3 separate regions of the Homo sapiens genome follow, and regions 1 and 3 are each linked to region 2. Evidence: chromatin loops called from intact Hi-C (ENCODE). Cell type or tissue: CD14-positive monocyte. All regions are shown on one strand. Links, peaks and the distances in the headings refer to the core of each region. The heading gives the core; the rest is flanking DNA.

Region 1 (7,987 bases), core at 1,520-6,519, 120 kb after region 2:
TTAGAGAAAACAACTGGTTCAAATCCCAAATAGCTCTAAAGTTGTAGGATATCCACGCCTATAGGTCTTACTGACAACTCACATTTCAAGACGGCCAGGGAAAATGTTCATCTCTGCCTTTTGAAAGGAAATGGGCTGCAGGGTCTTCTTCCTGAGCTGGAGCTATCTTCCAGAGCTATCTTGCCAAGTCTGGAGATCCAAGGAAAGGTAAAAGTTCAGTTGACTTTAGGCGTACTGATGGCATTGCTTTGATTCATTTTCAGTCAGAGAAAAGGGGAAGTATGGACTAAGTGGTGTATGGTACCTTTGCTAAAATTCGAGGTTCAGAAGTGGGTTCTTTAAAATTTCCATAAAGCAAGCAGAGGGTGGGAGCATCTCCAGTTACTATCTCAGAAGGGACTTAGGAACTATAGGTTAGGAACTCTAACTATAAATAATATTGATTTATTAAAATCCTATAGTGATTAGAGATAAAATGCTTTTTTAAAACAGTACATTCATTCACTGATTCTCCCATTTATTCAAGAAATATTTGCTGAATGCTTACTATCAGCCCTTGCCTGGTGTTAACTCATCTGGCATTGAGGATACAACAGTGAACAAAAATGAGACATTCTCTACCCTCATGGAACTAGTCACTGGTTTTCTGTTTGTTTGTTTGTTTGTTTTCTGTTTTGAGACAGTCTCACTGTGTTACCCAAGCTGGAGTGCAGTGGCACAATCTCAGATCACTGCAGCCTCCGCCTCCCGGGTTCAAGCCCCCCGCGTAGCTGGGATTACAGGCATGCACCACCATGTCCAGCTATTTTTGTATTTTTAGTAGAGACGGGGTTTCTGCATGTTGGCTACGATGGTCTCAAACTCCTGGCCTTCAGCCATCTGCTCACTTTGGCCTCCCAAAGTGCTGGGATTACAGGCATGAGCCACTGTGCCCAGCCTAGTCACTGTTATTAATGGCAGGTGTGTAATATATATGCATGAGTGTATGTAGATAAAGATATAGAGATAGAGAGACACAAACTCAGAATTTAAATACCCTCCACTTTTTGGCAGGAAGCCCCAAAGAGTTGAAGAGGAAGAGAGCCATGCTTCCCACCTTCCCACTGTGGAAATTAAGGGGAAATAATCACTCTTTTCCCATCTCCCAGCACCCAAGACCAGACATGCTCTACTCAAGGAATTTGAGCTTTGAGAGTGCATGACAATAGCTCAGAAGCAATAGAAACTTTTCAAGAATTCTGGTACTAAAAGAGTTCTGAATTCAGCAGTCTCAATGGTGAGGTTCTGAACAGACACGAACCCTGGTGTGGTCTGGCTTATCTTGCAGCGGCTTAGCCTCGGGCTTTCTGCCAATTTCCCTTCCTTGATTTCTCGGCAATCTCATCTATCTCTCTCCTATACCTTTTAATGCTCCAGTTTAACAAAGTTGCTTTCCTTGATTTCTCGGCAATCTCATCTATCTCTCTCCTATACCTTTTAATGCTCCAGTTTAACAAAGTTGCTGTTTGATGTTTGCCACCAATAATAGTGACTAGTAGAAGGAGACATTAAACAAACAGTGATGGCATTATTAATTAATTCTAATCATCATAAGTGCTATGAAGGAAAGGTGTTTTTTTTTGTTTTTGTTTTTGTTTTTGGTAGCAAGCAAGAAGATATCTGAGAAGCCTGAGACCCATGCCACAGTTCCCCCAAAGGAGCAAGGGAATGCTGGAAGTTACTGAAGGAGAGGAAAGCATGTAGAATCCCTGGATCCAAGGCAAAGGAAGAAAGCACTAGAATTCAACTTGGGTCTGCAAAAATGAACCACAGGAAGACCTAGACAGGCTTTGGCATCGCTATCATGGTAACCTTTGCTACTCATAAACAACAATTCACAAGAACCTCAGGAAAGATTTGTATTGCTCCCATAACTTCTACACCAAATCCTGATAGGTTATGACTCCTCCATTCACATGATGATAGCCCAGTGCAGGTCCCATCACTTCTCCTCTGGAATCCCATCCCAGATCCTGGCCTTCCACCTTTCAAATCTCTCCTTCTTTTTGCCAGCCAAGAGATTACTCAAAAATACCTAGTATGTTCATGTATGTGATCATGTCAATTCTCTTCCTTAAGTCCTTCAGGGCCACTCAATCACCTAAAGAAGTTCATGCTCCCTAACAGACATAAAAGCACCCCATAATGTGGTCCTGACTGCTTCCCCGGTCTTGCTTCTACCTCTCACCACCTGCAACTTTGCATTCTAGCAACATTGCACTGCTTGAAATTCTTCAACCAGACCAGGTGGTTCCATGTCTCTGTGCCTTTGCTCATGTACTGGGTCCTCTGGACCTGAAACACCCTTTCTCCTACCCCTCTCCATTCTCCCCACTAATTCATCTTTAATGAGTGAGCTCAGATTTCATCTTTTCATTCAAGAACTTTCTTGGAGCCCCTGGGTTGAATAAGGAGCTCCTTTAATAACATGTATATACTTCTATCATAACACCACATTTTATTGAAATAATCTTTTTATGTCTTGGACTTACCCATTAAACTATTAATTCCTAGGGGAAGAAAAAGGTTGTGCCTAATTTATTTTGATATTTTCAGCACCTAGCAAAGTTCCAGCTGAAAATTAGGCTCTTATAAAATATGCTAAACTAAATTATGTGTATAATGTTCTCATTAACATCAGCTACCAAATTATAACTTCTGGCTTTACTGAGGGACTTGATTTAATAATATGGATTCCTAATGTTTCTTCAAGAATTGTCTCTTTCCCCTTATTCTTTGATAATTTTAATAATCAATAGGATCTTCCTAGAAAAGTTAGAGACAGAATTGATGGAGAAAATAGCAAGACAAGAAAAAGAAATATGAGGGAGTGATGTTGCTGTAAAAAAAGATGAGTCACAGATGGAGACATTTGCAAAATGCAGAAGGAAAGAGTAGGAAATGAGGAGGCTTAATTATGGTGCATGATTCAACCACAGATTAGACTGCTGTATCTTCCTTCCAGTTTTCTTCACTTCTATTTAAACTATATAAATCTGGCTTCCTGATGTAATCTATTTCTAGTAATGTATATTTGGCCCTGACGTGTAATTCCTGTCATGGGCCACATCAACCTGTGAAAGACAAAAACCAGATTCCTGACAAGGTTTGGCATGGGAGCCCCTGCCTGAATTCCCCGGGCCACCAGCAAGTAAGACTTGCAAAGGCCCTGGAAGAGGAGCAGGTTCCCAGCTAACTACAAGTCCTCAAGACTCAACTCCTTTCTGCATAAACTCTGCCAATAGTCCTCTATCTTTAACAGAGGAAGAAGGGTTGAAAAGCCAATAGCAGAGGGTTTTGATACTATATGTCCCTGGCTTAACCCCATTTGATAACTTCCCACTTTGTATGACCTTGAGTATGTTGTTTTACTTCTCCAAGCCCAGTTTCCTCATCTCAGAAATAGGGAAGTAACATTGCTTAATTCACAGGGGCTTTTTTAGTGACAAGTGAATGTTGATGTATTTGTGCTGCTCTTAGCACTGTGCCAGGAACGTAATGACTGCATTCAATAAATGATACACATTCATTAATTCTTTCCAGCTGAAATAAATCTATTTTGGCCCATGATGGCCCATTAGGTCTTGTAACATGAGGCCTGACCCCAATACCCTCCTTTTGTGTAACTTGTACTGTATCTTCTAAGTAACCAAGGATGCAGCAAGCTCCTCTGCCCTGCCCTGGTCATCTTCGCAGAGATCATGACTCTCTCACTGTCTGGCCCACAGTATCACTGCCCCTCTGGAGCACTGGAATGATCCTGCTAACACCTAGGAAGATCCGTCTGTAAAGTATGCTAGACTTACCGCATTTGTACTTTCAACCTTTGAGAGTTTGTATGCATCTATGTGTGCTGCTACATGGCTCATGTGTAGAAGCAAGTACTTAGCCAGTGAGTAAGCCTGACTGACTGTTCAGCCTCTACATCTTAATTAGTTTTTGTGAATTTAGGGATTCTGGATGTCTCAAAATGTTTCCTTTGCAAATGTCAAGGGTACCATGTATGTAGAGCCCAATCTTCCAAAAAAAGCTCCATATGTCAGCTAGAAACAGAAGTATCTTAACTGAGTGAAGGTTGGAGGTTCCTGCATGAGGTTTCCACAAATGGGTTGTAGAAGGTCTTGGATTCTACAAGGTCTCGGTTTCTCTTAGGAGACCTTGGTCTCCTAAGGTCTTGATCTCTCTGGCAAAGTTAGTCCATAGTCATGACCCCTTTATGCTTCCTGCTGTTGGTAGATGTCATAGAAACCTAGCAAACAGTCAAATAGCACACTACCAAGACTGCCAGAGTAGGATTTCTTTTTAAAACCCAACATTTCTGGGCACATGCAAATGTCATTTCCTCTGTGAATGTGAAGTCCCCTCGGACTTTTCTCTTTTCTTTTTTTCTTTTTTTTTTTTTTTAGATGGAGCTCTGCTCTTGTCACCCAGTCTGGAGTACAACGGCATGATCTCATCTCACTACAACCTCCACCTCCTGGGTTCAAGCGATTCTCCTGCCTCAGCCTCCTGAGTGGCTGGGATTACAGGTACCCACCACCACGCCCAGCTAATTTTTTTGGATTTTTAGTAGAGACAGGGTTTCTCCATGTTGGCCAGGCTGGTCTCAAACTCCTGACCCCAGGTGATCCGCCCGCCTCAGCCTCCCAAAGAGCTGGGATTACAGGCATGAGCCACTGCACCTGGCCGGACTTTTCTCAAATAGTGTTCGCTATTTCATACTCTGTGCTTCCAGAGCACTCTATGCACAACTCATTACAGCATTATAGCATTTTAGCTGTGGGTCTTTTAGTCAGGGCCATCCTAATAAAGACCATAGTGGGTGGCTTATAAACAACAGAAATTTGTTTCTCACAGTTCTGGAAGCTGGAAGTCTGAGACCAAGGTGCCAGCATGGTCAGGCTCTGGTGAGGGCCCTTTTTCAGATCTCAGCCTGCCATCGTCTCATTTATACTCATGCTGGGGAAAGAGAACAAGAGAGGTCTCTGGGGTTCCTTTTACTGGAGATCTAATCCCCTTCCTGAAGGGATTTTATCTAATCCCCCACCTTCATGACTAATTACCTCCCAAAGGTCCCATCTCCTAATCACATCACATCGGGAGTTAGGATTTCAGCATATGAATTTCAGGGAAACACAAACGTTTAGTCCATAGCGGTCTCCTTCACCAGCCTTAGCTACTTGATAACAGAGACTCTATTTTAATCTTCATATCCCTAGTGCTTATCTTCTACAGTTTTTGGCATGTGGTTATTTCTTAATAATTTTTTTCCCCATAAGAATGAGCCAGGGAAGGCAGTACTCACAATGTGCTAGCAACTCTCCAAGCCATACTTCTATGGAATTGGGTAATACCTGCTAATTCCATAGAACAGAAAGTGGATAGATTACACAGCCCTAATTTTAGCTGTGGAGAGTTTTCCTGGACTCCTTATACAAGGGGATTCTCCCTAACCTTTCCTAGTGCCCCCTAGATTGACATCTCCTAAGGTCTTAGTTTCTCTGGCAAAGTTAGTCCACAAGGCATACTCTCATTATGCTTCCTGCTGTTGGTAGATGTCATAGAAACCTAGCAAATAGTCAGGTAGCACACTGCCAAGGCTGTCAGAATAAGATTTATATTTTCAAAAAATTCTCAAAGATAGGAGCAAAAGCAGGCGTGCCCTTCTCTTGTGACCTGTCACATCCTAGGGCAGTACACAGAGACTCCCAAAAGTCTAGTCTCCAGAGGAAGAGCCTCAGACCTTTAAACTGAGTGACTGGGAAATACCAGCCCCTCCTCTGGCACAATCAGGGGCTGGGATCTCATAGCCACATGATGGACGAAATCTTAGCTCCAACCCTGGTCCATCAGCCAAGCACTTACCATTAGGGAAGGAAATATTCTGGGGTCCAAACTGTATGGCTGCAGATATATAATATGGCAGGTCAGTGGCATGGTTTGTACTGCAGCATTCATGGCTGGAGTAGCACCAGCCCCTCCCCTGGCATAATCAGTGATCTTGAGATCACAGCTTACATGCTGTGGTAGGCAGGTGACCTTTTTGGCCACTTCGAGGTTCATGACCTGAATTACTCAACTGTGGCTGCTTTCACGTAGCTTTGCAGGAGGAAAGCCTAGGGGCGATTAGTACTGGACAAGTTAAACCCTGGTCTTTCAATGGACTTAGTCAATCCTTGTATGGTCTTGACTCATTAGCATCTGCTAATCCCTCTGAGTCTGAGTAAAATTAATCGGTCAAATTCACATTGAATTACTTCTTAAAAACAAAGTTATTAACACTCCTGTCTCTAAAATTAAAAGTGATCATTAAGCCTGCAAGGGTAGCAGCACCGTCTAACAGCCCAATGCATCTCTAGTGCCTATGCTACTGCTTTTGTTGAGTGAACGAAAGAATATTTTTAATTATGGGAATTAGACATCATTTTGGTTTGACTTTAAATAAAATGGGATTCAAATGTGTTTGCTATTTCCTAAAAGTAAATGATCCTGACAACTATAATGAGTAGTATTTAAAAAGGTCATCATTTTTATACCCTACCTCTCTACTCACCCCAGCAATCAAATAGTACCCTAATATCTACTTCCTGTCACGTGTTAAGTTTATCTAGAATAAAGGGCCATGGATTTAGTGAGAATCTAAGAAACAGCAGGAGCACGCAGGTCCTGCTTCACTAAAGAAAATTCATCTCCAGGTAGGCGCAGTGGCTCACACCTGTAATCCCAGCACTCTGGGAGGCCAAAGCAGGCAGATCACTTGAGGTCAGGAGTTTGACACCAGCTTGGCCAACATGATGAAACCCTGCCTCTACTGAAAATACAAAACTTAGCCAGGCGTGATGGCGGACACCTGTAATCCCAGCTACTTGGGAGGCTGAGGCACAAGAATCGCTTGAACCTGGGAGGTGGAGGTTGCCATGAGCTGAGATCACGCCACCATACTCCAGCCTGGGTGACAGAGACAGACTCAGTCTCAAAAAAAACGAAATTCATCTCCAATCATTGGAGGCATCATTGGAGGGCTTACTTACATCAGGAGCCTGCAAGGGGCATTTTCCAGACCTCCTGTCATGACAGCATGTCCTTATAAGATGGCACATTAGAATCAGCTGGAGATTTGATAAAAACAAACTAACAAACAACAACCAGATTTAGACCCCATTCCTAAAGATTCTAATTTAATTGGTTTGGGGTGGGGTGTGGGTATGACTGTAATCTGAAGGCAAACCATGTGTAAGCTGAATATGGTTTGTGCTGCTGCTGAGAACTACACAATACAAAGCATTGCCTGCATCTTGATGCCAATGTGGGAACTGATTTTCACTGTTTATATAGAAATAAAGTAAATACAGAAACCCAGAGCATTTAGAAATTTTTATAGTAAACTTACTGGGTAAATTATGTCTTTTAAATCTAATAAGAAGGTATCAAATATTATATTTCTAGTCTCTTATTTTTCATGTTATTTCATTTTTCTAGTAACAAAATTCATTTGTATTGTATTTAAAACAATACCAATTCATAATGGATTAAATATTAAAAACCGAAAAACCTAGCCCTTCACCTCAGTTTGCTCTATCTCTGTCTGTCTCTGTTTCTCTCTCACTCTCTCTCTCTGTCACTCACATATACACACACACACACACACACACACACACACCCCACACAGCAGAACTAGCAGAGAAGAGCAATAGTTACCAGCCTTCTTTGAGAATTTAGTCTGCTCTTTATTGCTCTGTCCCTGGCTCCCAGGGACAAAAAAGGGGGAAAGAAGAAAAATAAAAGAGGAAGAAAAGAAAAAAAAAGAGAAGAAATAAAAGGAAGAAAGGAGACAACAAAAGAAAAAAGAAGGAAAAAAGAAGGAGGGAAGGAAGGAAGGAACGGAGGGAGGGAGGGAAGAAGGGAGGAAGGGAGGGAGGGAGGGAAGGAAGTAGGGAGAAGGAAGAGA
Region 2 (7,987 bases), core at 1,784-6,783:
CCCCATGTGTTAGGGTAGGGGCCTGATGGGAGGTGATTGAATCATGGGGGCAGATTTCCTTCTTGATCATGATAGTGAGTGAGTTCTCACAAGATGTAGGTGTTTGAAAGTATGTGGCACTTCCCCCTTCACTCTCTCTCCCCTGGTCCACCATGGTAAGACATGCCTACTTCTCCTTTGCCTTCTGCCATGATTGTAAGTTTCCTGAGGCCTCCCAATCATGCCTCCCATTAAGCCTACAGAACTGTGAGTCAATTAAACCTCTCTTCTTCAAAAATTACCTAGTCTTAGGTAGTTTTTTATAGCAGTGTAAAAACAGACTAATTCACATGGGGACTAGAGACAGCTCATTCCCTAAATTAAAAAAGAAGTACCTAAATAAGCTACACTAAAATTATCTGAGACTGTATATTTATGCTTCTATTTCCATCATGGGATAGCAAGTTTCTCAACGGCAAGAACATGTGTATTTAACTGTCTGGTACATAGTCATCATTTACCGCAATATACAAAGCAACTTACGTCTCTAGAAAGTATGTTGGCCCTTTATCCTCATCTATTTGACCTCTCAGCATTCTGCCCCTGGTCCTCTCCACCAGTGACAGCACTAAGGCCCATGGACTTGAAGACCACCTAAAAGCTGATGATTTACCAGACTGGAACTCTGGTTTCAATGCTTAGCATCTGTGGTAGCATCTCAAATGTAAGAGAATTAGTAGTTCTGTCTTTTCCTCTATCCCTTAAAAGCTGTTTGTTCCATGTATCCTTCATTTCAGAAAATGGCATCACCATCCTCTAAGTTCTTGCTATGGCCTGAATATTTGTGCCTCCCCCCAAATTTATATATTGAAGCCATTATTCCCAGTAGATGCTGTTTGTATGCAGAACTTTTGGAGGTAATTAGGTCATGGGGTAGAGCCCTCATGAGATTAGTGTCCTTATAAGAAGGGACATAAGAGATGATTTCTCTATCCATCATGTGAGGACACAGCAAGAAGGCAGTCATGTGTAAACCAGAAAGGGGGTCCTCTCCAGGAAATGAATTGGCTGGCACCTTGATCGTGGACTTCTCAGCCTCCAGACTGTGAGGAATAATTTCTGTTGTTTAAGCCCTGCAGTCTATTTTATTTGTTTTGGCAGCTGATGAAGCTAATGCTCAAGATAAAATCCTGGTTACTTACCTTGCTATTATGCCTCATGTCTAAACCATAAGCAGGCTCTTCAGTCCTACTTAAGCAGCATACCCAGAATCCACTGAACTCATTTTATCTTTACTGTCATTGTCCTCATCACAGACCCATCATCCTCCATTCCTCCAGTGGCAGCCACACTGATTTCTTTGCCCTCTCTAGTGACCCTTCCTTCTGCCTATTTCCACATAGAAAACAGGACAATCTTCTAAAATTGCAAATTAGATCATATCATAGGTTAGAACACTTTAATTGTTCTCAGTGGACTTTGGGAAAAAAACCAAAAAAAAAAAAAAAAAAAAAACACCCAAACATTGGAACTCTTTTTCAGAGTGTATGACATGGCCTATGACATTCTAGAAGATCTGACCTCCCCACTAGTCTCTAGTCTCATCTGGGATGCTTTCCCATCACCTGTTTTGTTCCAGCCACATTGGTCATTGTTCTTTCCTTCAAATACACTATTATCTTATTTACTTATTTTCTAGTTTTGTTGTTGTTGCTTTTTTTCTTTTTCTGAAACAGGATCTTGCTCTGTCACCCAGGCTGGAGTGCAGTGGTGCAATTGTAGCTCAGTGCTTGAACTTGAACTTTGAGCTCAAGCAATCCTCCCACCTCAGCCTCCTGAGTAGCTGGGGCTACTGGCACTCTCCGCTATGCCTGGTTTATCTTTTTTAGTTTGAGTATAGACGAGGTCTTGCTGCATAGCCCAGGCAGGTGTCTTCTAGTTTTTGTTTGTTTGTTTGTTTGTCTTTTGAGATGGAATCTTGCTCTGTCATCCAGGCTGGAGTGCAGTGGTGTGATCTCAGCTCACTGCAACCTCCACCTCCCGGGTTCAGGCGATTCTTCTGCCTCAGTCTCTTGAGTAGCTGGGATTACAGGCGCACGCCACCATGCCCAGCTAATTTTTGTATTTTTAGTGGAGATGGGGTTTTACCATATTGTCTAGGCTAGTCTCAAACTCCTGAACTCATGATCCGCCCACCTCGGCCTCCCAAAGTGCTGGGATTACAAGTGTGAGCCACCGTAGTTTTTTACTACACCCCCTCTAGTTTTTTACTACACCCCCCTCACTAGACCATTAGCTTCTTGAGGCAATGGATCTGCTTTTCTTTTCACTATCCTTTCTCCAGCACTTAGACCAGGACATACACTGTAACAGGCCCTTAGCAGATATTTGTTGAATGAATTAATTACTACAAAATGAGAGCTTGTGGAAGTAGGCTGAATTGAATGAGAGAAGTAATGACAGTAGGAGAAATAATAGCACACCCTTGGAAAAGAAATTGGTGAGGAAAGAAATCACACAACGAAAAGTAAAACTTTAAGAGATTCTGGATGTTAGGTTTTAATAAGTTTGGATCATGCACCCCTTTACAAATGTTATGACATTGTATGACCCACATTTTCAAGGTGTTCCTTGGATACTCTGAATCTCAATCAAGATCCTCTCAGCAAGGGTCATGGATGCCAGTATAATAATTTCTAGAAGGTGATCACTGACAGCTTTACCTTCTGGGGGAACACTTCATTCTGAAGATTAGCCCCCATTTTACATTGCCACTTTTTTGACATGTCAACCATTATCTCAAATTCCCCCCTTTAGATAGACAAAAACGAGAGTACCCACCTGGTGCTGAATTAACCTTGAGAAATTTTAGGTTAGGTAAGGCTGTGTAGGATAAAATATAAAACAAAAAAATTACCTTAAGAATCTGTTTCCCACAGTGGAGTTCCTCCAGATACAGCCAACTTTGCTAGGTTTCACTTAATTATAATTAAAATATCATTATTAAAATTTCTCAGGAATTACACTGTGCTCATCGCTTCCAGAAAGAAGTAAATTATTGTCAAACTGTGTGGATACAGATCCTTGGGTCGAATATAGTTTTTCCACTGGATTAGTCTAAAAGGTAAAAGAAAATGCATGTCTTTAGAGCATTTCCTCTTGTGCACATTCAAATATACAGTGTGTTGAAGGCCTGGGAGGCCATCCAACCTCCTACCTGTTGGATTACACTAGGATAGTGTCACATTTTACTAACACTCCCTAGAAAACCTTATTTTAGAAACATTTTCCGCCTCATTTTATCTGAGTTTGCTCAAGGAACTGAAATCGTCGTGTGCTGAGCTCAATGCCATGTGCAAGGTCTCCGACTAGCACACAGAAAACTCTAAGGAACTGTAATTCAGTGATTCTTGCCATCTGCAAGCCTGTGGAATTCAGGTGCCCACAGGAAGGAATGGAGAGGTTTTTCCAGCCTGACCATATCAGCCGTCTCACCACAAGAACCTTCTGTTTTGGCTGTCGTCCCTCTATCAGACTCAGGCTGTTCTTTATGGCCAACTGTGAGTTTAACGTGTCTGGTTTACATTCTGTTGGTAAAGTGTTTCTCTCAGTTCCAAGCTCCTTTCCTTCCATCCGATGGCTTGACTGCTTTGTATTCATGTTTGTTTTTTAAGAGGAGGTAGGATGGGTGGACGTTAGGGACCATAAAACAACTCTAGAAGTTTGCATTCACAAAATAGTGAAATTAATACTAATAAGGAGAAAGACAGGCACTGATAGTGCAGCAGAGAAAATCCAACAAGTAGGATCAGAGGTGTAAGGATGTGGTAGGTGATTAAATAACTCTGTCAGTGTGGAGTGGGCAGTAACTAACCATTTTATTTTTAATTTTTTTGGTGAATTAAGCAGAAGTTTTAATGACTATCCCTTTCTCATATTTGTGAGGTGTGGGCTGCTGTAAGCTATAGAACCATGGCAAAGGGCTTAATGGGGAGGAAAACAGTTTTAAAATTTCTCTTAGAACCCAGCCCACTGGAATTATGAAAGCAGCCTCAGTAAGTAAGATAGACTTGCATGCGTCCAGTTACAGAGGTGTAGGGAAAGGAATGACTCTAGTTACTGGAAACTAGTATTTGCATTGGACAACATTATTATTTGAATTGGATGGTGGAGGCAAAAGTACATCTTAACTTTATCAAACATGTTTCAGATGCAATTCTTAATTCCTCCACTTAAGGCCATTATGCTTGTGGATACAGGATGATAGTTAATACTTTTAAAACACATTTTAAAAAATTACCTTTAAGCTCCTCAAGTATTCTAAGGATATTCTTAAGCTCCTTAAGAATTCCAACAATAATTTGTTTGCAGGCCAAAGACTGACACCTGCTATATCCTATTGTTGATTATTTTACAAAAGTAATTTAGTTATAGAGGCTTCTATAAAAGCATGCCTCACTAATTTTGTGTGCCTAAAAGAATCAGAGAAACATGCTTAAGAAAATATTTTCCCTCCCCAGGGAGTAAAACAGGCTGGGCTGTGCCCATCTAACAAGGTAGCTTGCATTTTAAGGTTACATTCACTGGGATGAAAAAATATTTTAGTTCAGGTAATTTCTGAAGATTACTCAGTTAAAGGTAAATGAAATATCTTCCTCAGAATAAGAGGAGCTCAGCATTTAAGGGACCTGCTTTTCTAAGTTCTCCTTCCCTTCCATTTTTATCAGCTGGATTGAGAGTGGGTGGTTCTCACTGATCACCACCAAGGATAGCTCAGAGCGCTGAGCCTTTGCAGCTTAGTAACTTGCAGGAAGCGCTTCCCTGTTCACTCACAGGCACATCACGCTTCAATCTCCCCAGGGAGGGTGCACTCGAGGTTTGAGCGTGGGGGTGGAAATGGAGGCGTTTCCGTTCTATTTTGGTTTCTCCTACTGACTGGCTGCTCAGCTGTTCATGAGTCATCCTAACCTCAAAATCTGTCATTAAAACAGAAATAATGATACCTATTTTCTGTGCCTTACATGAATTGCATGAAGACATTATTCATATTTCTGAAATACATGTGAGAATTAGTCAAGGTTAGCTGTAAGAAAAAGTACAATGGAATTGTTTTTAATCCATGATAGCTATGCTTTTATCATTTAGATTTTGAGAATTCTCTGTACTGAAAAATGAAGAATGAGAAGAGATCCTAATAAGGATTAAATTTGACAAAACACTTATTTGATGAACTGGATTAAGATACATACAGTTTTTTTAAATATATGGCATAAGAATGTATTTATTCACATGTTCACTTAATAACATTTTATTGAACATCCCGGCATTGACTTAGACACTAGAATTACCACTATGACACAGAACCTCTCCTAAAGGAGACCACTAGAAACAAGACTACATGATTCTAGGTGACTGCATATGCAAATCTGGTGATATTTGAGAGATGTGCATTTTAATATCATCTATACCAGTGATTCTTAAAACAGAGATTAGGAACTTCGGAGAGAAAGAATTCAGCTTCATAGGAAGAAAAAAATCTACATTTATCGTGAATATGTTTTTCTACAGCTTATTTTATATTACTTAGTTGTTCTTTTTCTAAGCTTGTAAGTTTAATGTTTATATTTTACTCATTCATATTTAGAAATAAAAACATTAAAGACGTGAGTTTGTCTCTGGATACCATTTTGTCCATATTCTATATATTGCTTTTCCTATTTAGTGCTGTCAGTATTATGTAATAAATGCTCTATAATTGAAACTTTTATTAGGTGATCCTATTAACATTTCTAAATGATAACATGACTATGGTTTAGTTTTTGCTGTCAGCATCCAGCAAGCTTACATTAAGCAGATTTGTTTGCAATAGCAGTTTCTTTTGTCTTTCTCGTAAAGTGCAAGTTCCTCATGTGAATTGTTATATACTTGATCTCTGGCTAGGAAGAGTGTTTTACAGCAGCCCCATTTAATTCTTCCTGGTCCATCCATGCACAGGCTTCTACCACATTAAGCATCTTTACTACACACTCCTGTAACCAGACTTCTGCCAAACTGAGCAGTCTTTATAGCAGGCCCCTACAAACAATAAAAGCAAGTTTCTTTATTTGGGTTTGGAGAACAAAAATAGAAATGGAAGAAACTACCTGTTCCTTATTCTCTCATTCTAGGTCCAAGAGAAGATACCCTCACAAATTGGCATTCTCTCCTTGGGATAGATGGGAGAACTCTGTGTGTGATATTATTGAGCTGTCTTGGACTTGAGCTCAGTTATGTGGTTTCCTCTATTTCCTGTCCTGGGAAGAGATGAAAGAGTAGCCCTGAGCCTCTGTGCAGCAGCATCCAGACACCATGGCTAGAATCCCAAATTCTTAGCCTCAGTCTATGAGCTGGGCTTAGATCTTTGATTATGTTGCCCTTCCCTCCCAAACAGGGCTGCCTCCTCAGTGGTTCCTCTCTCCCAATCTTGTCACATGACATATGTGGTTCCTTTCTTAGTGCTTTATTTCTTCTACCAAACATCCGCTCAGAGAGAAGTAGGATTCTAATTATTATTGTCACAATGGTTTTAGCTCATTTAGTAGAAATAAAATTTATAAAATATTTATAAATAAATTTATTCTTTTAGCTAGCTCATGCTGACCAATATATAAGGTATTTTTTGATTCATGATAAATTTTGAGCCAAAACACACTTGCCATCTGAACCCTAAACACGTAAGTAGGATGTTTCCCTTTCTTTTGCTAAGGGACAAATTTCACGATAATATTTTGTGCAAAGTGCACATACACAGGTGAGCATTTTCCTTCCATTCTCACCTCTCAAAGTAAGATAATGAAAAAACCTTAGAAATTTGTACAAGAACTTAATGAAATTAGATTTTTTAAAAATTAGATAATTCTCAATTCTCTGCTTCTAATTCGCCAGATTTTGCATGCTCCTTTGGGCATTCTCTTTTTCTCCTCAGAGTTTCTTGGTTCCCATCACACAAAATGATCCTTGCTAAAGGTATCAGGATCAAACCCTAACCTCTCGTTCTTCAACTGTCCATTTAAATTCCATCAATAGGCTCATGCAAATTACAGATGTTGTGAACAATTCTTTTATTGGGAGAAATTGAAAGAACACTATTTTAACAGTTTAATCAGCATCAAATTAACCTTGCTTAGTCCTGTTCTCAACTAGCAGCTAGTCTTCTGACCAGTCCCATGACCAAGGGCCCACATGTGTCACCAATCGCTAAATATCTGACATAGCCATCTTTGAGTATTTACCTGGAAAACCTACTCATCCTTTTCATTCTATACCTTTATCTTCATTCTCTCATCCATTCTCTGATGCTTTGGCATTCTACCCACTACCTCTTCATTAGTTAAGTGGTTGCTTCTTTCTATCTAGCCAGACTTCCTGATGCCAATTCATGTCCTGACCAAATTTTTGCCTCTCACCTCCTGCTTCCCTTTCCTCCATCATCATGTTCACACTGACTTTCTCCTGAGACATCATCTGTAACTTCTTTAAGGACCTTCCTTATGTTGATGACCTATCTAAGGGGCCCTCTATCACCCACATCATGCTATTTTTAGCACTAGGAAAGGTGGAAACTGCTCAGAATATTTATCACGTGTCTTTAACAGGATCCTAATTTTCATGTACTACTTCTGAAGATACATTATAAGAGAATTCCAAACTGCAGAACAAAGGGTAAGTCTACAAAGGTGCTCAGTGTCTTCATTTATAACAGAAAAATAATTAGAATATGCTAGCCACAAAAGAGTATTTAATAATAATAAACCACCCGATATACCTTAATGCAACTATTAAAATTATGTTTCTAAAGAGAAAGCACTGTAATTATATGGAAATATCACTACAGCATTATGGTAACTTTTTAAAAAATATAAGATTTACTTTATAGAGCATAACTAAGTCCTGTTTGCTTGTCTGTTTAACTTAGTCATAGAAGCCAAGACTGGAAAGAATAGAAGCAAGATAAATGTGAGCAACTGAC
Region 3 (7,987 bases), core at 1,520-6,519, 400 kb after region 2:
ATCTGTTATTTTTTGTTTTTTTGATAATAGCCATCCTAGCTGGGCTGAGATGATGTCACATTGTGGTTTTGATTTTAAGTTCTCTGATCATTAGTTTAAGCATTTTTTCATATACTTGTTGGCTGTTTGTATGTCATCTTTTGAGAATTGTCTACTGGGATTATTTGTTGGTTTTCCTGTTGAGTTGAGTTCCTTGTATATTCTAGACACTAGTGGCTTCTCAGATAAATAGTTTACAAATATTTGTCTCTATTCAACAGGTTGTCTCTTCACTGTGTTCATTGTTTTCTTTGCTGTGCAGGAAGGTTTTAGTTTAATTTAGTATCATTTGTCTATTTTTTTATTGTTGCCTGTTCTTTTGAAGTCATATACATGAAACCTTTGCCTAGACTAATTCTTAAAGTGTTTTCCCTAAGCTTCCTTCTGGTAGTTATATAGTTTCAGGTCTTACATTTAAGTCTTTAACCTATTTTGGGCTGATTTTTGTATGTGGAAAGAGATAGGGGTCCAGTTTCTTTCCTCTGCCTACAAATATCCAATTTTCGCAGCATCATTTCTGGACAAGAATATCCTTTCTCCAATGTATGTTCTTGAGACCTTTGTCAAAATCAATTGTCTGTAAATATGTGGATTTATTTCTGGATTCTCTATTCTGTTGCATTGGTCCATGTGTCTGTTTTTGTGCTGGTACCCTGGTGTTTTGATTACTATAGCTTTCTAATATATTTTGAAGTAAGGCAGTATGATGCCTCCAGTTTTGTTCTTTTTGCTTAGGATTGCTTTGGGTATTTGGGGTCTTTGTTGGTTCCATATGAATTTTAGGATAGTTTTTTCTATTTCTGTGAAAAATGACATTAATATTTTGATAACGATTAAATTGAATCTGTAGATTGCTTTGAGCAATATGATAATTGTAACAGTATTCTGATCCATAAGCATAGAATATCTTTCCATTTGTTTGTGTCCTCTTCAATTTCTTTCATCAGTGTTTTGTAGTTTTCTTTTTAGTGGTCTTTCACTTTAGTGAAATTTATTCCTAGTATTTTACTTTATTTGTAGCTACTGTAAATGAGATTGCCTTCTTGGTTTCTTTCTTAGTTCATTATTGGTGTATAGAAAATGCTACTGCATTTTGTATGTTGATTTTGTATCCTACAACTTTACTGAATTTAGCTTTCAGATCTTAGAGTCTTTAGGTGGAGTCTCTAGGTTTCTCTAGATAGAAGATTACATCATCTGCAAAGGGGGACAATTTTACTTCCTCTTTTCCAATTTGTATGCTTTTTATGTATTTGTCTTGCCTATTGTTCTGGCTAGGACTTTCAGTACTATGTTGAACAGATCTGGTAAAATTGGGCAGCTTTGTTGTGTTCCAGCTCTTAGAAGAAAGGCTTTCAACATTTCCCTGTTCAGTATTATGATAACATTACATTAGTCATATATAGCCTTTATTATGTGGACATGTTTTCCTTCTATGCCTAGCCTGTTGAGAATTTTTATGAAGGGTGGTTGAATTTTATCAAATGTTTCTTCTGTGTGTATTGAGATGATCATATGATTTTTGTTCTTCATTCTGTTGATATGATGTATCACATTTATTGATTTGTGTATACTGAACCATCTCTACATCCCTGAGATAAATCCCACTTGACCATGGTGTGTTATCTTTTTGATGCACCATTGGATTGGATTTGCTAGTATTGTAAGGATTTTTGGATCTATGTTCCTCAGTGACATTGACCTGTAACTTTCTTCTTTTGCATCCTTGTCAAGTTTTGGTTTTGAAGTAATGCTGTCATCATAGAATGAGTTAGAAAGAATTCCTTCTGCTTCAATCTTTTGAAATAGTTTGAAGATAATTGGTGTTAGTTCTTCTTTGTAAGTTTAGTAGAATTTGGCAGTGTGTAAACTGGACTGGGCTATTCTTTGTTAGGAAATTTCTATTGCTGATTCAATCTCATTGCTCATTATTGGTCTGTTCATGCTTTCTATTTCTTTCTGAATCAATCTTGGTAGGTTGTATGTGTCCAAAAATTTACACATTTCCTTTGGATTTTCCAGTTTTTCAAGTATATAGTTGTTTTTGTCTCTGATCTTTTGTATTTTTGTGGTATCAGTTATAACATTTTCTTTTTCTTTCCCAATTTTGTTTATTTGGGTCTTCTTTTCTCTCTCATCCCTTTTTTATTAGTCTAGCTAGTGGTTTATCAATTTTATTTCTTTTCAAAAAACTTTTCATTTTATCAATCTTTTATATTGCCTTTGCATCTCTATTTCATCTATTTCTGCTCTGATCTTTACTACTTCCTTCCATCTACTAATTTTAGTTGGCTTATGCTTGCTTTTGTCTTATTTTTTTAAATGAAGTTACTTAACCAAAAAATGTGTGATCAAGTCTGCTGTAGGTGAGAGCCAATGTGCTTATTTATGTAAAATCATTATCCATTAATTCTTTCATGTTACCCAGATTAACTTTTTATATGGAATACAGCCCAGTTTCATGTTCTTATTTCGTAATACTTTTGAAAATATTTAAAATACAGTCCAGGTTTCTCTTGTCACTAAGTTAAAAAAAAAATTCTACCTTGGAGTGATAACTTCTTCCTCCCCCTTCTCTTCCTCTTTTCTTCCTCCTCCTCCTTTCTTCTTTTTCTCCTCCTTCTCTCTTTTCATACACACACACATACAAACACCAATACACACACGTACATATTTATCAATAATTGGGTAGATAACATATAAATATTGGGAGCTTTTCAAATAATTTCAGTGGGAAAAATCTCTCATTTCAGTTGATATTACTGATATTTTAATATTATCAGTGATATCCTGAATAATCATGTGAATCTTTGAGGTGGATTTGCCTTTCTTATGAGCCTCTTAACATTTCTCTGTGCTTGTTTTTTCTAGGATCTTAGAAGCAGTGAGGAATTCTTATTCATCTTCACCCTAGTTGTAACTGATATTGTAGGTCGACTCTCAATTTCCATTCCAAACTCCTTCTCCCTTGACTTCTTTACAAATTTTAATGAGGGGGAAAAACACTAGAGATTACACCTCTTGTAAGTCAGACTGACCATCTGACAAATTTCTGAGCTGAGATTTTGATAAAAAAATTATCAGGGAGCACTGCCCTCCTTCCCTTGCCAGGTAAAAAGGCAAAGCCAGGTAAAGAAGAAGATTTTACCATCACCTTGCAAACTTTTTTCTTTTTTGGGATGCACAGAAGTTTAGTAGTCTTCTTGTGTACCTGAGGATGCCTCATGTGCTAGAAAATGGTAAAGTAACGTAGAAGCATGCTCTTCTAGAGCAGCAGGATGATTCTTATTTGAAGGATATCACCCCATCCTTTAGTCATTGTTTGTTGTGTTTTCTGTTGTTTGCAACCACACCGAACCCTAACTTAGTAGTCTTACTCTCACCTCTTCCTGTTTTCTCTGAGATTGTGCTGTAATTTCTTCACCTCCTACATCTGAGGAGCTGCCAGCCAGTATGACTGATGCCTTCCTATCCTCACATCTCACTTAATGGACACAATGCCCATAAAACAGTGGAGTGACAGGGGTTATGATAGGGCAAATGTGACCTTATTTCACCATCATCTGATGTCTTTCATGTGTCTATTTTTAAATGTCTTGTCTAGAGGGTAATTTCCTCTTTCCATTGCCTCTGTCACTTTGTCTCTCTGTAGTAATATTAACATGTAGTTTTACTTGTTTCACCCAGAAGTATGCTGAAATAACTATTTTAATATTTATTACAGAACTGTAATAAGTATCTCCTCATGTAATAATGGAGGAGGAAATTGGCTGTTTGATGCCATAGTTTAGGGAGCAAGGATAATATTGAATTAGGTTTGTTTGAATTATGCAAAAGTAGGTCAAATTTCGAAAACAGGCTAAAGAGTAAACAACATGGGGATTATACAGAAGGGGTGGACAAAGAAGAGAATGGAATGAGGAAGGAAAGGCCAGAGAGGAGGCGTAAGGTGGAGTTTAAAATTGGATAAAATGGTTCACAGGGAAAAAAAAATCACAGCTATTAGGGTCACCAAAGGACTTTTAAAATAAGTGGATGCAGCATTTAGCTCGCATAGATGCTTTGCTTAAATGTGAAGTTTGCTCTGTGTCTTCCCCATCTTCAGTTAAATCTTCTACATTCCTAAATGATTTTTGGATAGAAATCATAGGAGAAGACTTTCATCTTTGGTTCAACACTATACCAAATAGATACTGTAAGTGCAGAATGACTCCACAAATTCAACTGAAATCACTGCTTACAGTGTTCTAAGGCTTCCTGAAAATCCCAGAAATCCTACAGAATGAGGTTTGAAACAGTGACATGTCCCTTAAAGAGCTTTGTGAACCCAGTTGGTATCTGAGTGAGACTAAGATAAAAATGATTACATGATATTAATAGAAGAGTATATCCTAGTCATGAGATATGAAGTTTTACTCAAATATTGCTTTAAGTTTAAGAAAGTTTGGAAGAAAGTTTTTTCCCCCCCAATTTTTGCTTTTTTCCTCTATACATAATGAAAGCTTATGAGGTGAAGGGGACTGTATCTTTTTTTTTTTTTGTCAATAGATTCCCAGAATTTAGGTCAGTGCAAGTCACCTAATAGGTCTCAATAAAACTTTTTTGTCAGGCTCACACCTATAATCCCAACACTTTGAGAGGCTGAGGCAGGAGGATTGCTTGAGGCCGGGAGTTCAAGACCAGCCTGGGCAACAGAGATTGTCTCTACAAAAAAATTTTTAAACAACTACCTGGGTGTAATGGTGCATGACTGTAGTCCCAGCTACTCAGGAGGCTGAGGTGGGAGGATTGTTTGAGCCCAGGAGTTCTAGGCTGCAGTAAGCCATGATTGGGCCACTGCACTCTAGCTTGGATGACAGAGCAAGACTTTTTCTGTAAAAGTTAAAAATAATAAAAGTATTTGAGTGAATAAAATTAATTTAGAAATATAAAAATATGAAATTTGGAGAGTGTACAACTTGATAAGTTATAAGTTCTTTTGTTCTACCTTCCATGTAGAGATAATACTTTGTTAAAAATTAGTTTCATATTTTATAGAAAAAAATTTTATATTGCTTCTTCAAAGTACCTGAATGAATCACTGTAAGCAGTGATTTCAGTTGAATTCATGGAGTCATTCTGCATTTACAATATCTATTTGGTATAGTGTTAAACCAAAGATGAAAGTTTTCTATAATTTCTATCCAAATCATTCTATATATTCTATTTTATATATATATATATATATATATATTCTGTATATTCTATCGAAGGCCTAGAATATGTAGTGCATTACAGGTGCTTTGAGGAAACAACATGAAACTTTCTGCAGTATTTACTACTACAGTGGATGAAAAAATGGTACTTGTTGGTTGTCACTTTTTTTTTTTTTTTTTTTTTTGGAGTCTCACTCTGTTGCTCAGGCTGGAGTGCAGTGGCACGATCTCGACTCACTGCAATCTCCGCCTCCTGGGTTCAAGTGATTCTCCTGCCTCAGCCTCCCAAGTAGCTGTGACTATAGGCACGTGCCACCACGGCCAGCTAACTTTTGTATTTTTAATAAAGATGAGGTTTCGCCATGTTGGCCAGGCTGGTCTCAAACTCCTGACTTCAGGTGAACTTCCCACCTCAGCCTCCCAAAGCGCTGGGGTTATAAGCATGAGACACCGCACCCTGCAGTTGTCACTTTTTTTTTTCTCTAAAGAATCGTTTTGCCAAACTTGATTCATAGTAGAATTTTAGTTTTTTGTTCTTTGTTCTTCTTTTGATGCTAAAATAAAAGTTAATTTTAATAAAATTGTTATAGATTGTTAAACATATTTTAACTAAGGCAAAGTAACTATAAGTAACTAACAAATAATGGAAATTTGGAAATAATTTCTGTTCTGATCACCTTGATTTAAAGCCAGCTTACTCCAAAATGCTGTCACATTGCTTTTATATAATCATATGCTCTCAAGTTAGTTCCTAGAAAAGCACAACAGACGTACAAACTGCAAATAAAAGGTCATTAGTGTCTGGATGTGGGATACTACATATGCAAGTATTGTTTTGAATAATCCTGATATTTCTCAGTCTTATTTACCACAATCCTCTTTCTCCAAATATTTTCCTCTTATATTTCACTATCTGAAGATGGCCATTTTTCTTCAAAAGCCATAGATGCTATCAGACAAAAATTTCTCCACTTAACATTGTGCTTTCCCTTTCTAAGTTGTGTTTAGAATTTATCAATTTCATTGTCTTTTAGCTAGTTGCAAAATCTGAAAAAAATGGTGATTATATCTATGTCAGTATTCTGGTTGCTATATTCTTCTATAGGGTTACCAAAAAAAAATATTATGATTAGGGGAAACTGGGTAAAGCTTACATGCAGATCTCTGTATTATCTTTTTTTAAACAACTGTATGTGAACTTACAACTATATTAGTAAAATTTTCATTAAAACAAAATCTGAGAGAAGTCTATTTCTAAGCAGAGCAGGTTGACTTTGGAGACATAGGCAGGTGAAGATTAATGTAAAATATTGTCTAGATTGTTAATGAATGAGTAAATTAATATATTGTAATATAGTGTATCCTTCTGCTACATAATCTTTCTTTACTACTAATTTATTTCTTTTCAATTACAGGGTCTTCCTTTTTAAAAATAATTCCTGCTTTACTATGTCTTCAATTTCTCCTTTTTGAATATTATGGTGGCTTTACTTAATTTTTACCCAAATTTATTGCTTTGTTATAACTTCCCACAGCTTCTGATTTCTGATTTTGAGAATCCATGTGGCTTTTGGATGTGTGAATTCAATTCTGAAGACTTGCTGAGGCTTGGCCATTCAGCTCAAATTATCGGCATGACCTAGTAACTGGTTCAGTAGTAGATGTATGAGAATCACAGATCCAGCTGAATTCCAGAAAATATTGTGAAAATTCAAGTTCTCTGTGGTTTGAGGACATGAAGCCTGCCTATTTTTTGCTACTATAAGAGGAGTCAGCTGGGCTTAAGTTTCATGTACAGAGATGAGCAAACCTAAAAGAGAGCCAGAGAAAAGGAGCCCCTATTGAAAATTAACTAAAGCCTATATCGTCTTTGGACTTTTTTCAAATGCATGAGATAAACAAACAAACAAAAAACAGACTTTCACTTTTCTTATTGCAACATATGAATCTCTCTAAACTACACTGATACTGAATTCAGTAATGGAAAAGAGGGTGTTGTAAGTAAAAATGTGAAACCAAGGAGAGAGTAGGTAGTGAAGAGAATTGCTCTGTCTTGTGCTGGAGAGTTGGCCTTCCTCATTCGTAGTTATAGGGGAGTTTACTAACCTGTGGCCCCTTGAACTCTGAAATAAGCATCATATAAGAAATGTCATAATGCTAAAGTATGTTGAAGCCTTCTTTTAATGTTCACTCTTGTCCCTTGATGAAGAGATAGGCTTCATTTGAAATTATACCTTCTGGAAGTTGAGAGGAGAAAAAATATGCTTTGTTAAGCAGTGCCTTCTGACTGCAGACTGTTACAAAAAACGATCTGAAATTTGGTTATCTGGTTTCTTGTAGGTTGGAAATGACAAATTCCTAACCCCAAGCTGAAGTTAATATAAGCAAAATTAAAGAGAGAGGGGACTGAAAAAGAGATAAAATTAGGGTAGAGGAAGAATCTGATTTCTCCAATTTTCCCCAGTTCCTCTCTTGAGTGTTCTCTGCCTCTTGGAAGGTAAAATTATTTCTGTGCTGGTGAAGTCCCTGGGATGCAGTCTGGGAGGAAGGAACACATCATCTTTGCTCTGTCGGTCACATGATTTTTGGTGGAAGTCATTCTACTTAGGGCGAGGAGTGTGCATAGAATACCAAAGCTGGGCTGCTAGGAAACAAAAATCTGGGGGTCCAAGGCTGCGTTTGTCAATTCTCACAGAACAACATCTCTGGCTTTTACTACTGGCCCTTGACACTAGCTGGAAGGAAATAGATCA

What was found. A loop is a pair of places that touch in the nucleus more often than their neighbours do. Peaks named below come from ENCODE experiments on the same cell type or tissue, not always from the same donor. Only the 100,000 strongest peaks of a DNase experiment are listed, where the experiment ranks them.
Region 1: it touches region 2 in a loop (8-fold over the local background); 2 of 110 quality-filtered maps call a loop at or near these places.
Region 3: it touches region 2 in a loop (5-fold over the local background); 2 of 110 quality-filtered maps call a loop at or near these places.

The regions. Positions count from the first base shown.
Region 1 is chr13:80,165,218-80,173,204 of GRCh38, forward strand. It overlaps LOC105370275 (a long non-coding RNA gene), which reads right to left and starts at 1,177. Exons shown (of 3, transcript XR_942116.3): 1 at 1,097-1,177; 2 at 83-189. In CD14-positive monocyte, for the core only: no CTCF peak of the experiment used is centred there; DNase peaks (open chromatin) are centred at 2,934 and 3,434; H3K4me3 peaks cover 2,157 bases; H3K27ac peaks cover 1,941 bases.
Region 2 is chr13:80,044,138-80,052,124 of GRCh38, forward strand. No RefSeq gene overlaps it. Among named protein-coding and RNA genes, the nearest start is that of LINC01080, 37 kb to the left of the region's middle. RefSeq lists an enhancer at 4,802-5,051. In CD14-positive monocyte, for the core only: no CTCF peak of the experiment used is centred there; a DNase peak (open chromatin) is centred at 4,874; H3K4me3 peaks cover 465 bases; H3K27ac peaks cover 499 bases.
Region 3 is chr13:80,440,901-80,448,887 of GRCh38, forward strand. No RefSeq gene overlaps it. Among named protein-coding and RNA genes, the nearest start is that of SPRY2, 100 kb to the left of the region's middle. In CD14-positive monocyte, for the core only: no CTCF peak of the experiment used is centred there; a DNase peak (open chromatin) is centred at 3,541; H3K4me3 peaks cover 619 bases; H3K27ac peaks cover 930 bases; H3K27me3 peaks cover 283 bases.